Linked DNA regions of Homo sapiens: region 2 is linked to region 1. A link is an interaction called in ENCODE POLR2A ChIA-PET data of the cell type or tissue named here. Cell type or tissue: GM12878. All regions are shown on one strand. Each heading gives the region's core, and the rest is flanking DNA. Links, peaks and the distances in the headings are about the cores only.

The links. ChIA-PET counts read pairs that join two places held together with the same protein. Peaks named below come from ENCODE experiments on the same cell type or tissue, not always from the same donor. Only the 100,000 strongest peaks of a DNase experiment are listed, where the experiment ranks them.
Region 2: POLR2A ChIA-PET joins it to region 1 with 5 read pairs; 2 of 35 experiments call an interaction of 5 or more read pairs at or near these places.

Annotation. Positions count from the first base shown.
Region 1 is chr2:20,204,949-20,208,948 of GRCh38, forward strand. SDC1 (syndecan 1) reads right to left here. Exons shown (of 5, transcript NM_002997.5): 2 at 395-476. LOC124905978 (a long non-coding RNA gene) reads left to right here and starts at 3,338. Exons shown (of 2, transcript XR_007086241.1): 1 at 3,338-3,660. RefSeq lists enhancers at 2,010-2,209, 2,292-2,916, 2,917-3,541, 3,542-4,000. In GM12878, for the core only: no CTCF peak of the experiment used is centred there; a DNase peak (open chromatin) is centred at 2,343; H3K27ac peaks cover 2,307 bases.
Region 2 is chr2:20,400,869-20,408,608 of GRCh38, forward strand. It overlaps LOC105373465 (a long non-coding RNA gene), which reads right to left. Exons shown (of 5, transcript XR_001739317.2): 5 at 2,323-4,680. It also overlaps the pseudogene RNA5SP86. Among named protein-coding and RNA genes, the nearest start is that of RHOB, 42 kb to the right of the region's middle. In GM12878, for the core only: no CTCF peak of the experiment used is centred there; no DNase peak of the experiment used is centred there.

The DNA of each region.
Region 1 (4,000 bases), core at 1-4,000:
CTCCACAAGCTTATCAGGTCAAGGTATTATTCCCATTTTGCAGATGAGAAAACAGAGGCTCAGGAGTCAAATAACCTTCTGAAGGGGGTTCCAGAGGTTTCTTAGTGAGTAAAGCTATTCCTAGTGAATATGAGCCTGCGTGCAGCAGGCGGCCCTGGGGCCTTCTGGAGCTCACAGCCTTCACCTCACCTCCGAGCATGAGCTCTCCTTAACCAGGCAGCTCACGGACCCCATTCCTCTCCTCAGCATTGCCCTTTGGAGCCAGCTGGGTGGAGACAGGGCAGGCAGGGTGCACTCAGTACATGCTCAGTAAACACAGGAGACTGCCTGACCACTGCCCACAGGCATGACCTGTTGCCGTCTTGGGTGGGGGGGGCCCCCATGACAACCTCACCTGCACCTGAGCCGGAGAAGTTGTCAGAGTCATCCCCAGAGCCATCTTGATCTTCAGGGGGCAAATTAGTAGCCACAATTTGCTGGAAAAGGATCAGAATATGGTATGAGTAAAGGCTTGGCCGGGTCTCTGCTGCTCCTGGGTCCTCTCCTAGACAGCTGAGTGGACTCACCCTACCCTGTGCTGCACAGGTACACAGGGAGAAGCCTTCTCATGTGGCTCCAGGACCCTCAGCTCTGGGCAGCACTTTGGTCCCCAGGCCCCATCCCCTGATGCTACAACACAGCCTGGTACTGGGTGCAGGGCTGCAGGGGCACAACAGAGTAGGCAGGGCCCTCACCCTGAGAAGCTCAGTCTGGTGAGGGAGCTCCAGACCTCTCAGAAGGGCAGACAGGGAGCTGTTATTGGGAACAGAGGCTGTGGTCCCCATGGGACCCCATCAGCCCACCCTACACTGTGAACCAGCTCTTGGGGGCCATCAGCCAGGGAGCTTTGGGGCCAAAGATTGCCGACCCAGCCCCACTGAGAGGCTTTCAAAAACCCCCAAGAACAATCTCAGGACAACCTGGGTGCAGAGGCAGCCTCCAGGCATGCTGGCCCCCAGGTGTGGATACCGAGGACGGCACAAGGGGCAGGGGCAGGGCTGGGCACAAGGAACTGTCTGTTCTGAGGCAGGTCTGCCCACACAGGGCAACCCCAGGCCTGGCCCTGATACACCTTCCCACACTTGGCCCAGTTCCTGTCTATAGTAAAGACTGGGTGCAGGCCCTTTGGTCAGAGTATCATCCTCCTTGGGGAAGGAAGGACAGGGTGTCCATCAGGCTGGGGACATATAAGGCTAATCTGGAAGGGGCCCTGCACTGACAAGCCTCCAAGAAGTGGGCTGTGGGCCTGGGACGGGCCCTGCTGGCAAACAGCAGTCCCAGGAATGCTGCCCGCCTGCCCAGCTCCAAGAGGCAAAGGGGCCAGAGGGCAAACATATACACATCTCTCCAGTTCCTGAGGCCGGGGCTGACTGGCAGGACCGGGGGCGGGGGCGGGGAGGCAGGATCACGCCACACACAGTGAGCAGGCCTGTGCAGAACCCTGGTCGGCAGGGAGGGCAGAAAGTCAGGACTGCCTCTGCCCTTCACACTGGCCCCAAGACCTCAGGTAAGGAAGAGAGAACCCAGCAGCCAGGTGGCGAGAAGTGTGGCTTTGAGAGCCCTATTCACCTGCGAGACTTAGACCCAAGGACCCCACTCACTACACAGTCTATCTTGAGAGGGCCCCAATGTCTGGGACCAGAACAAAGAATGAAAAAATATGCAGAACAGCACAGTCCAGAGCACTAGCTTTAGGAACTCCGGATCCTGCCACTCACTAGATGCGTGGTCCTGGGATGTCATTAAACTGCTTATGGCTTCTGTCTCTCCATCTGTAAAATGGGGAAATAATAACATCTACATTCCAGGACTGCTGCCAAAATTCAATGAAGCTATGCCTAACACAGCCTGGCACCCAGTGGGCACCCACAAACAGTGGCCACTGTCTAACTAGGGGAGCCTCAAATGCCAGCAGGCCTGTCTAGAAAGAGGGTGAAAGGGAGGTAGATAAAGTTTCATGAGAAGACGGGGGCAGGAAGAAGTCTGTTCACCAGAAGCCTCTGCACTGACTTGTCAGAGGGGGCCCACCTGAGGCTGGGCTCCAAAGGAAAAGGGCCTCCTCAGCCCAAGAGGCCTTGCCAGGCCCTGGCCACAGGCCCACGGGTCTCACTTCTGGGTAGTGCAAAGCAGAGAGGGACAGACAAGACCTCCTGCCTCCTGAGGCAGCCCTGGGGCAGAGCCAGACCAGGTGGAGGCTCCACGTCCAGGGGCCTAGGTCAGAGGGAAGCGTCAGACACGTGTAGAAACCACAAGGTCAGAAATAACACTGAACTTCCTTTGAAAGGACAAAAGCTAAACTGTATCTTCCTTCCCCCAAGAGAAAGGTTTTGACCCTAGAAGGGCAATTCATAGCCCATCTACAGTAACAAGTCACATTCCGCCAAGGCTCACCTGCAATGAACAGTCACAGTCCACCATGGCCCATCTACAATAAACAGTCATTGACTTGACTGGTGCAGTGGCTCACGCCTGTAATCCCAGCACTTTGGGAGGATCACTTGAGCTCAGGAGTTCCAGACCAGCCTGGCCAACATGGTGAAACCCCCATCTCTACTAAAAATACAAAAATTAGCCAGGCATGGTGGTGCGGGCCTATAGTCCCAGCTACTTGGGAGGCTGAGGCAGGAGAATCCCCTGAATCCGGGAGGCAAGAGGTTGCAGTGAGCTGAGATTGTGCCACTGCACTCCAGCCTGCGTGACACAGCAAGACTCCGTCTCAATCAATCAATCAATAAAAACAAACAGTCATGGTCCATGCTCCCCCCGCCTCCACACAAGGCCACATCCGATCTACAACATCTCCATGTGGTGCTTCAAACACCTGTGCTGCCTTCCCAGAGCTCTGAAGCTGCCCTGGCCTCCCTCAACCTGTCTCCTTCATCATCAAAGAATACTGCCCACCGGGGGATCACAGAGTGGGCACCCCCACCCATACTCACTGGGATCATGGCTTCACTCTCATCCAAGGACTCTGCCCTGCCCTCTCCTGCTGCACCGCCTCCCCCAAGAGAAAGCTCAAGATGGGGCAGGGATGGGGCAAGGCACTGGCACTTCGACCCCACGAGCCTCTGCTGCATTGTAGAGTGCCGAATCTTTCAGCAGAAGCTAGAACCATTGGATCCATGCTCCATTCAACAATGAGGCAACCGAAGCCCACAGGGAAGACACACACACTGGGGCCCATGTACAACCTGGGAGACACCGCCCAGTGAGACCCAGGAACGCCAGGGAGGCCCCAACACGTTAGCAGTTTCCCAAGAGCAGGGCTTTCCTCCTGACTAGATAAGCATTTCAGTCTGCCCTGTCCCTAAAAACAATTTGTTCCCTCAGTTCGGCTGGCTTATCCCTCTGCAATCTTGTTTACACAACAAGCTCTTAAGCAAATGTTTTCTCCACTGAAACCAGCTCCCTGGCCTCCGGGGGCCTCTCCCCTCCCTGGGCCTTCAGTCTCCACTAAGGGGACAGGCTAGAGAGACCTCCCAAATCTTCTCCAGCTTGAATCTTCTGGGACAGCCCCTCAGATGAGAAGGTGAGATTTCAGCCCCCTGAGGAGGAAATTAGCAGAAACTGCTGAGTTTGAACTTGGATTACCAAGGTGCCAGCTGACTCCCGGAGTTTCTGGTGAGACTTTCGATTTCCTTTAGCAGGCCTGCTGTGCTGACAGCCGGCAGCAAACTCCCTCTAGGCCTCCTGGGTAGCTCTCCCCAGCATCATCTCCAACCTGGGTGCTTCCGAGGCTGCCTGGCCACGGCTCAAGGCTGCTCAGGAACAGGTGGCCTCAGCTTGGAGACTACCTAATGCCCTGCCCAGGAAGGCAACAGGCTAACCAGCCTTTAACCTCTGTAAGTCCCAGGAAAACCAACTGTTCATAGAACGAATCAACAACTTTGTGCTAGGTAAGATCTAGGCTTCCACTCATTCTGTTGTTCAAAGCAAGGGATGCCTTGCCCCTTCCCCACCC
Region 2 (7,740 bases), core at 2,004-6,003, 200 kb after region 1:
AAAGCACACATAAATAAGGTGTTTTCTTGAGTTCTGTGAGTCATTAAAGCAGATTATCAAACACGAGGAGGTGGCTGTGGAAACCCCTGATTTTTTGCCAAGTTGGTCAGAAGTAGCAGAGGCCCGGGACTTGTGTAACTGAGCATGTAATGTGTGGCGTCTGTGCCCACTGTGTGTGGATAATATCACAATTGAATTGTAGGACATCCAGTTGCTGTCAGGAGAGTTGGAGAATTGCTTGGTGTGGAAAATCCACACATTTGATGTTGTGAGTAGAGATATACAGGGTTTTCTTTTATTTTATTGTTTTAAACCACTGAGAGTTGGAGGGTGTTACTGCAGCATAATCTAGTTAGTTCATCCCAACTGTTCATTTCTCCTCTGTTCAGGAGTCTTAGAAGTGCCTAGAGCTGTTGACCAGCTGGTGGATGTCAGCTGAGGAGTTAGTGATGGAGCCACACTTGATGGAAACTCATCCTCTCCCTGGTCTCCTCCCTCACACTTCATTGATTCCTCATCCATCTTCTCTGCCCTTCATCTGGCACCACTCTGCCTTTTTCTTCCTTTCCACAGGCACAGTCTTACATTACTTCTGGGAGAGGAAGAACTGATTCTACAAATATGCATACAGGAAATTTTCTCTAGTGAGGGATTTTAAATCATTGTTCCTGCTTAGGCATGGGCTGAAGGAGAAAACACTGCCACCCAGCCCTTGGGGCACCATTGAGAGAGGAGGCAAACACACAGAAAAAACAAGCAGATTACTATTTCCATCCAAGTGCTAACCAGGCCCGACTCTGCTTAGTTTCCAAGATCAGACGAGATCGGGCACGTTCAGGGTGGTATGGCCGTAGGCCAGATTATTACTTCGACCTACAACCCTGGTGCCCACAGATAAACACACACAACAGCCCTTTTTAAATAGAAAATGGATGATATTCTGGATTTTTCTTTTTCTTTTCTTTTTTTTTTTTTTTTTTTTGAGATGGAGTCTCGCTCTGTTGCCAGGTTCTGGCGTGCCATGGCACGATCTCGGCTCACTGCAACCTCTGCCTCCCAGGTTCAAGCGATGCCTCTTGCCTCAGCCTCCCGAGTAGCTGGGACTACAGGTGCACACCACCACGCCTGGCTAATTTTTTGTATTTCTGTAGAGACGGGGTTTCACAACGTTGGCCAGGATGGTCTCCGTCTCCTGACCTTGTGATCTGCCTGCCTCGGCCTCCCAAAGTGCTGGGATTACAGGCGTATTCTGGATTTTTCTAAAAATTCCCCAACAATTTATCTGGGGCTGGGTGTGGCGGCTCACACCTATGATCCTAGCACTTTGGGAGGCCAAAGCAGGAGCTTGAGCCCAGGAGTTCAAGACTAGCCTGGGCAACATAGTGGGACCTCTCTACAAAAAAAATTAAAAAATCTATAAAAACAACACAAAACCCACAATTTATCTGGAAGGGCTTTTTATATGATACTTTTTATATTAGCACATACCTTCTTTTTAATGACTATTTAGTATTATTGGCCTATTCTTCAAAAGTATTTGGTTGTTTTCTCTTTATTATAAGCAAAGCTGAAGGGGCCATCTTGGTATAGAGGAAAGGGATGAACAGACCACAGACATCCTCTTTCTTCCCTGAATCATCACTGTTCACCTTGTTTTAAGTTATGGTCTTCCTCCTGAATTCATTTTTCATGATTTTTTTTCCTATAAATTAAATACATGTTTTAGATATAGTGAGGTGTATCTAAGCTATAGTTATTGTGACACATACTGAGGGCTCTATTAACTGTTGATTTGCCTATAGAATAGAGATGCTCTTCAATTATTTTTTTAAATTACGTAAACTCTAAGTTAAAATTTTTGTGAAATGAATCTTCCAGATCGGGTGCGGTGGTTTACGCCTGTAATCCTAGCACTTTGGGAGGCTGAGGTGGGTGAATCACTTGAGGCCAGGAGTTCTAGACTAGCCTGGCTAACATGGTGAAACTGCATCTCTACAAAAAAATACAAAAACTAGCCGGGCGTGGTGGCACCTGTAGTCCCAGCTGCTTGGGAGGCTGAGGCAGGAGAATCACTTGAACCCAGGAGGCGGAGGTTGTAGGGAGCTGTGATCATGCTACTGCACTCCAGCCCGGGTAACAGAGCCAGACTCTATCTCAAAACAAAACAAACAACAACAAAAACACACACACACAAAACAAAGAAAATAAGAGCTTCTAACTTAATTTTTTTTTTCACTGACCCCACAATCTATCATGTAATGAGCAATCGAGTATAAATCATTTGGGAATCACTAAAATAGCTAAATACATTGAAGAAAAAAATAGCATTTAAAACAACATTTTTATTTTAGGTTTAGGGGTACATTTGAGGGTTTGTTACATAGACAGACACCTGTCACGGGGCTTTGGTGTACATATTATTACATCATCCAGGTATCAAGCTCAGTACCTGATAGTTACCTGTTCTGCTCCTCTCCCTCCTGCCACCCTCCCGCCTTGAGTAAGCCCCAGTATCTGTTGTTTCCTTCTCTGTGTCCATAAGTTCTTATCATTTAGCTCCCTAAAAATAGCATTTTGTAACCTGAATATATTCCCTTAGAAAACATCTTTTTTGGGAATAAAGCTTAGGTTTGTGTACCTATGCTTTTTATTTTAGAATAAAAAATGTTATACAATTTTTAAAGGTAGAAAATTATGTGATATAATCTTTTTTGAAGGTCAGAATTTTATTGCTTTGGTCCAAAGGCTTCTTCAGGCCCTTCAGAAAGAAGGCCATACGATGTTATCTTTAAAACATAACACAAAAGCAAAACAGTAAACGATGTGAATTTCTGACTGTAATAGTAAACAGCATCTTTACAGCTAGTTTCCCATTAGAGGTGATCAGAACAGAATATTACCAATGCCAGGTGACTCTGTTTCAGAGATGAAAAGGCAGAGAAACACTTACATCATGAGACAAGAACCAGATGGAAAGAGCTACTTGGCAGGGTTAAAAGAAAAACTTTAGACAAATTAGATTTAACAGAGTTTAACTGAGCAAGAAAAAGAAAAAAAAATGATTCATGAATCTGGCAGTCCTGAGAATCGGAACAGATTCAGAGAGACTTCAGGGCTGCTGTATGGGCAGATAAATTTATGGCAGAAGAAGAAAAGCAAAGGACAGAAAATAGAAGTGAGGTAGAGAAACAGCTGCATTGGTTACAGCACAGTATTCGCCTTATTTGAACATGGTCTGAACAGCTGGCCGCCTGTGATTGACTAATGCATGGCTGTTGTGATTGGTTGAGACTTAGCTATTGTTACAGAAGCTCACCCCTAAATTAGGTTTTCAGTTTGTTTAATACTAAGTTAGTTTGCAGTTCATACATAAGAACTTGAGTGGCTGGGTGCAGTGGCTCACGCCTATAATCCCAGCACTTTGGGAGGCTGAGGCGGGTGGATTATTTGAAGTCAGAAGTTCAAGACCAGCCTGGGCAACATGGTGAAACCCCGTCTCTACTAAAAATACAAAAATTAGCCAGGTGTGGTGGTACACGCCTGTAATCCCAGCTACTCGAGAGGCTGAGGCAGGAGAATTGCTTGAACCTGGAAGGTGGAGGTTGCAGTGAGCCAAGATCGCGCCATTGCACTCTAGCCTGGGTGACTGAGTGAGACTCCATCTCAAAAAAAAAAAAAAAAAAAAGAAAACATTTAAGACTTGAGATGATGCCGTGCCCCAGGGGATATATTAGTCTGTTCTCACACTGCTAAAAGGACATACCCAAGACTGGGTAATTTATAAAGGAAAGAAGTTTAAGGGACTCACAGCTCCACATGGCTGGGGAGGCCTCACAAACATGTAGGAAGATGAAGGAAGAGCAAAGGGACATCTTACATGGTGGTAGGCAAGAAAGCTTGTGAGGGAGAACATGAGACTTGTTCACTATCAATGGAATAGCATGGGAAAAACCTGCCCCTATGATTCAATTACCTTCCGCCAGGTTCCTCTCACAACATGTGGGGATTATAACAACTCAAGGTGAGATTTGGGTGGGAACACAGAGCCAAACCATATCAAGGGACTATTATGACGATCAAGAAAATAATAGGAAAAGACCAGCTGGTTGCCGTGGTATGAGCCTGTAGTCCCAGTTACTTGAGAGGCTGAGGCAGGAGGATCTTTTAAGCCCAGGAGTTTGAATCCAGCCTGGGCAGCATACACAGACACTACCTCTTAAAACAAACAAGCAAACAAACAAACAAGTCCAAAGTGTACTCCTCAACAAGTTCTAAGAAATGAACTCAACGAACCTAACCAAATCAAACAGGTCAAAGTTCAGACAATATAGGCAGTTTAACAATATTTGACTCTAGTTGGGCATAGTCCTTGGTGCAGGATTTGGTGATGATTAAGAACTATAGTTTGCTGTAAAATGGCCTGATTTTAAAAGGCCATTTTTGTTGTTACCTGGTAACACAAGTCATAATAACCTGGAGACCTAAGGGAAGAAATTTATACTTTAGAAAACCTTGGAAAAAGCCAAGCTTGCCATTCACCATTCGGGATGCTTACAAACCAACTGTCAGTTGCTCCCATAGACATGTCATCTGTTCCTTTCTCTTGAGAGATTTCCTTAACGTATCTGGTGGCAGTATCTTAGAAAACAGCAGTATCAGCCCCCTTTTAAATATAGCTTTCTGTAATAAAAAAATCAAGGGAGAAATAGGTAAAACATTCAGTTTTGCTCAATAGCAAACAAAAGCCCCCAACTTAAATAAAAAGGGAACTTAAGCTACGTGATGTTCCATTGAGTGGTTTTGTTGAACGCATATGTTATTTATTTTCAGAGTGACTTCTACTTGTTTGAAACCCTAGGAAGTCTGATTCGCTGCAAAATCCAAGATTTTTCTTAATTTATGGATTAGCTTTAAATTCCATTCTTCTGGTACCTCACTACTGCTGAAAGTGGCCCCCCAGGAATCCCACTGGACTCTTTCCTCAGTGGAAACTAGCTTATCTTCATCAGTTTCAAAGTTGCTAATTTTGATTATCGACCATTTTGGCCTTTGATCATAGAAGCTACTACAGGAACATTCAGAGGAAGCTATTTGAAAGGCAGAAGGGAGCCAGCCAAAAAGCAAGATCCAAACCAGTGAGGAGGCAGAACAGAATGACCATACCGCACAGACCCAGTATACGCCCCCAGCGATTGGAAAAGAGGGCCACTTAGTTGTGCGGGAGCAAGGGTCGGTTGAGTTTGTTCACCCATGAATCCGCATACCTCCTACACAAGTTCCTGTGAACATTTTACTTTTTGTAGTCCTTTAATAACATGCTATAAGGGTGTATAACCACCTTTAGTAAAAAAGGATCCTACTGACTTTAATCTGGTTACATGATACAAACAATACCTGTGCCCACATAGGTAATTCCCAGGTCTTCTGTGCATGATGCCTGGAAGCACAGTATTCTTTTTCAGGCATTACTTAGACAGGTTTTCTATATTTGGTAGTGATCATTTTATTAATGGGAAAAGTTAGAGTGTTGTTTCGTTTCTTTCTTTCTTTCTTTCTTTCTTTTTTTTTTTTTTTTTTTTTTTTTGAGACAGAGTCTTGCTCTGTCTCCCAGGCTGGAGTGCAGTGGCATGATCTCAGCTCGCTGCAACCCCCGCCTCCCGGGATCAAGTGATCCTCTGCCTCAGCCTCCCTAGTAGCTGGGATTACAGGCACATGCCACCACACCTGGCTAATTTTTGTATTTTTAGTAGAGACGGGGTTTCGCCATGTTGGCCAGGCTGGTCTCGAACTCATGGCCTCAAGTGATCCGCCCCCCCCGTCGGCCTCCCAAAGTGTTGGGATTACAGGCATGAGCCACCGTGCTTGACCTAGAGTGTTGCTTCTAGCAAGTGCAGTGAAGTAAGTAGCAGTCATCTTTAAAATATCAAGGATAGCTTTCCATTCTTCCTTTGAAATTTCAGAGTGACTCTCATTGGGAACATGGAGAGGCACTGACATCAGTGAAACTGTTTTCTGACCTTGGCATTAGCCCACAAACCCAACAATTGCTCGGCTTTTCTTTTTTCTCTTCTTTTCTTTTCCCTTCTTTCCTTCCTTCCTTCCCTCCTTCCTTCCTTTTTCTTTTTCTTTTTTTGGAGACAAGGTCTTGCCATATTGCCCAGGCTGTACTTAAACTCCTAAATTCAAGCGTCCACCTGTCTCAGCCTCCTGAGGAGCTGGGACTACAGGCATGCACCATTGTACCCAGCCATGATCTGGCTTTGTGCTAGAGCATAAGCTAGAGTTGAATCCATCCACTTCTTATGGTCCCATGGATTTTACCACAGGCAAAAGGAAAGGATTAGGACAGAAGGAAATGAGGAAAAAAGAAAAAGCACAAAGCTTTAATGACGGCATAAAAGTCTTGATCTGTTATCTTAGGAAAGCTGTTCAAGTCTAGGATGTCATCTGCTTCTGGAAGAAATTTTTCTATTAATAGCTTTATCTTAAAGTCTTCAACAGGTATACAGTTCTAAAAGTCTGAAGCGGTTCTTTTGAGTTGTGAGATGTGAACCCAAGTTTCAAAGCCCTGAAGTTTCACTAAAGTATGGGTGGTGGAAGAACTTGGTACAGTTCCTTTCAAGGGGGTTCAAGAGCGGTGTTCCTCTGATGTTGTTTTCAGAAGGCCCAATCACCAGGTCCTAGATCATGAATGGTTTGATTGTCCTCAGTCAGTGGATCACAAAAAACTTCCTTTACCTAGGGAAGATACGCTTTGGCATAACGCATTAAAGCCTTGCAGTATTTAGTCAAACTAAATGGAGAGTGGGAGATGCATGAAGTTCTATTATTAGGGGCATAGGCCTTCCAGTGACTATTTCATAGGAGGTCAACTTATGGTTTCCAGTGGGAGTGGATCAGGTTGCCATTAAAGCTAATAGTAGTACATTTTGGCCAAGTGACTCAGTTCACTTTTCCAATTTCGGTTTTGAGATGCCATTTGTTTTTTTTTTTTTTTTTTAGACGGAGTCTTGCTCTATCACCAGGCTGGAGTGCAGTAGTGCAAACTCTGCTCACTGCAACCTCTGCCTCCGGAGTTCAAGCGATTCTCCTGCCTCAGCCTCCCAAGTAGCTGGGATTACAGGTGTCTGCCACCACACCTGGCTAATTTTTGTATTTTTAGTAGAGACAGGGTTTCACCATGTTGGCCAGGATGGTCTTGATCTCCTGACCTTGTGATCTGCCTGCTTTGGCCTCCCAAAGTGCTGGGATTACAGGTGTGAGCCACTGCACCTGGCCTGCCATTTGTTCTTTCAATCTTTCCAGAAGACTGAGTGTGATAGACACAATGGTAGTGCCAATGTGTCTATAAAACCTTTTTAAACTGCATTATAACTTGCCCCATAAAGTGAGTTTACCTATCACTGGAGATTTCTCTAAGAATGCCTCATAAAGGAAACACATTTTCTAATAATTTATTAGCTATTGCTACAGTATTGGCCTTCCTACATAGAAAAGCCCCTAACCAACCAGGATCCACCCACTTCAGTGGCATAGCTTAAAGTGTACTATGATCGTGCCTTTGAATGGCAACTGCACTCCAGCTTGGGAAACATAGCAAGACCCCATCTCTTAAAACAAAAAAAGAGTATCGTTTCACTTCTTTTAAATTTGTTGAGACTTGTTTTGTGAACTAACATGTGGTCTATCCTAGAAAATGTTTTGTATTCTCTTACCAAATTGGTTATGTTATTATTATAT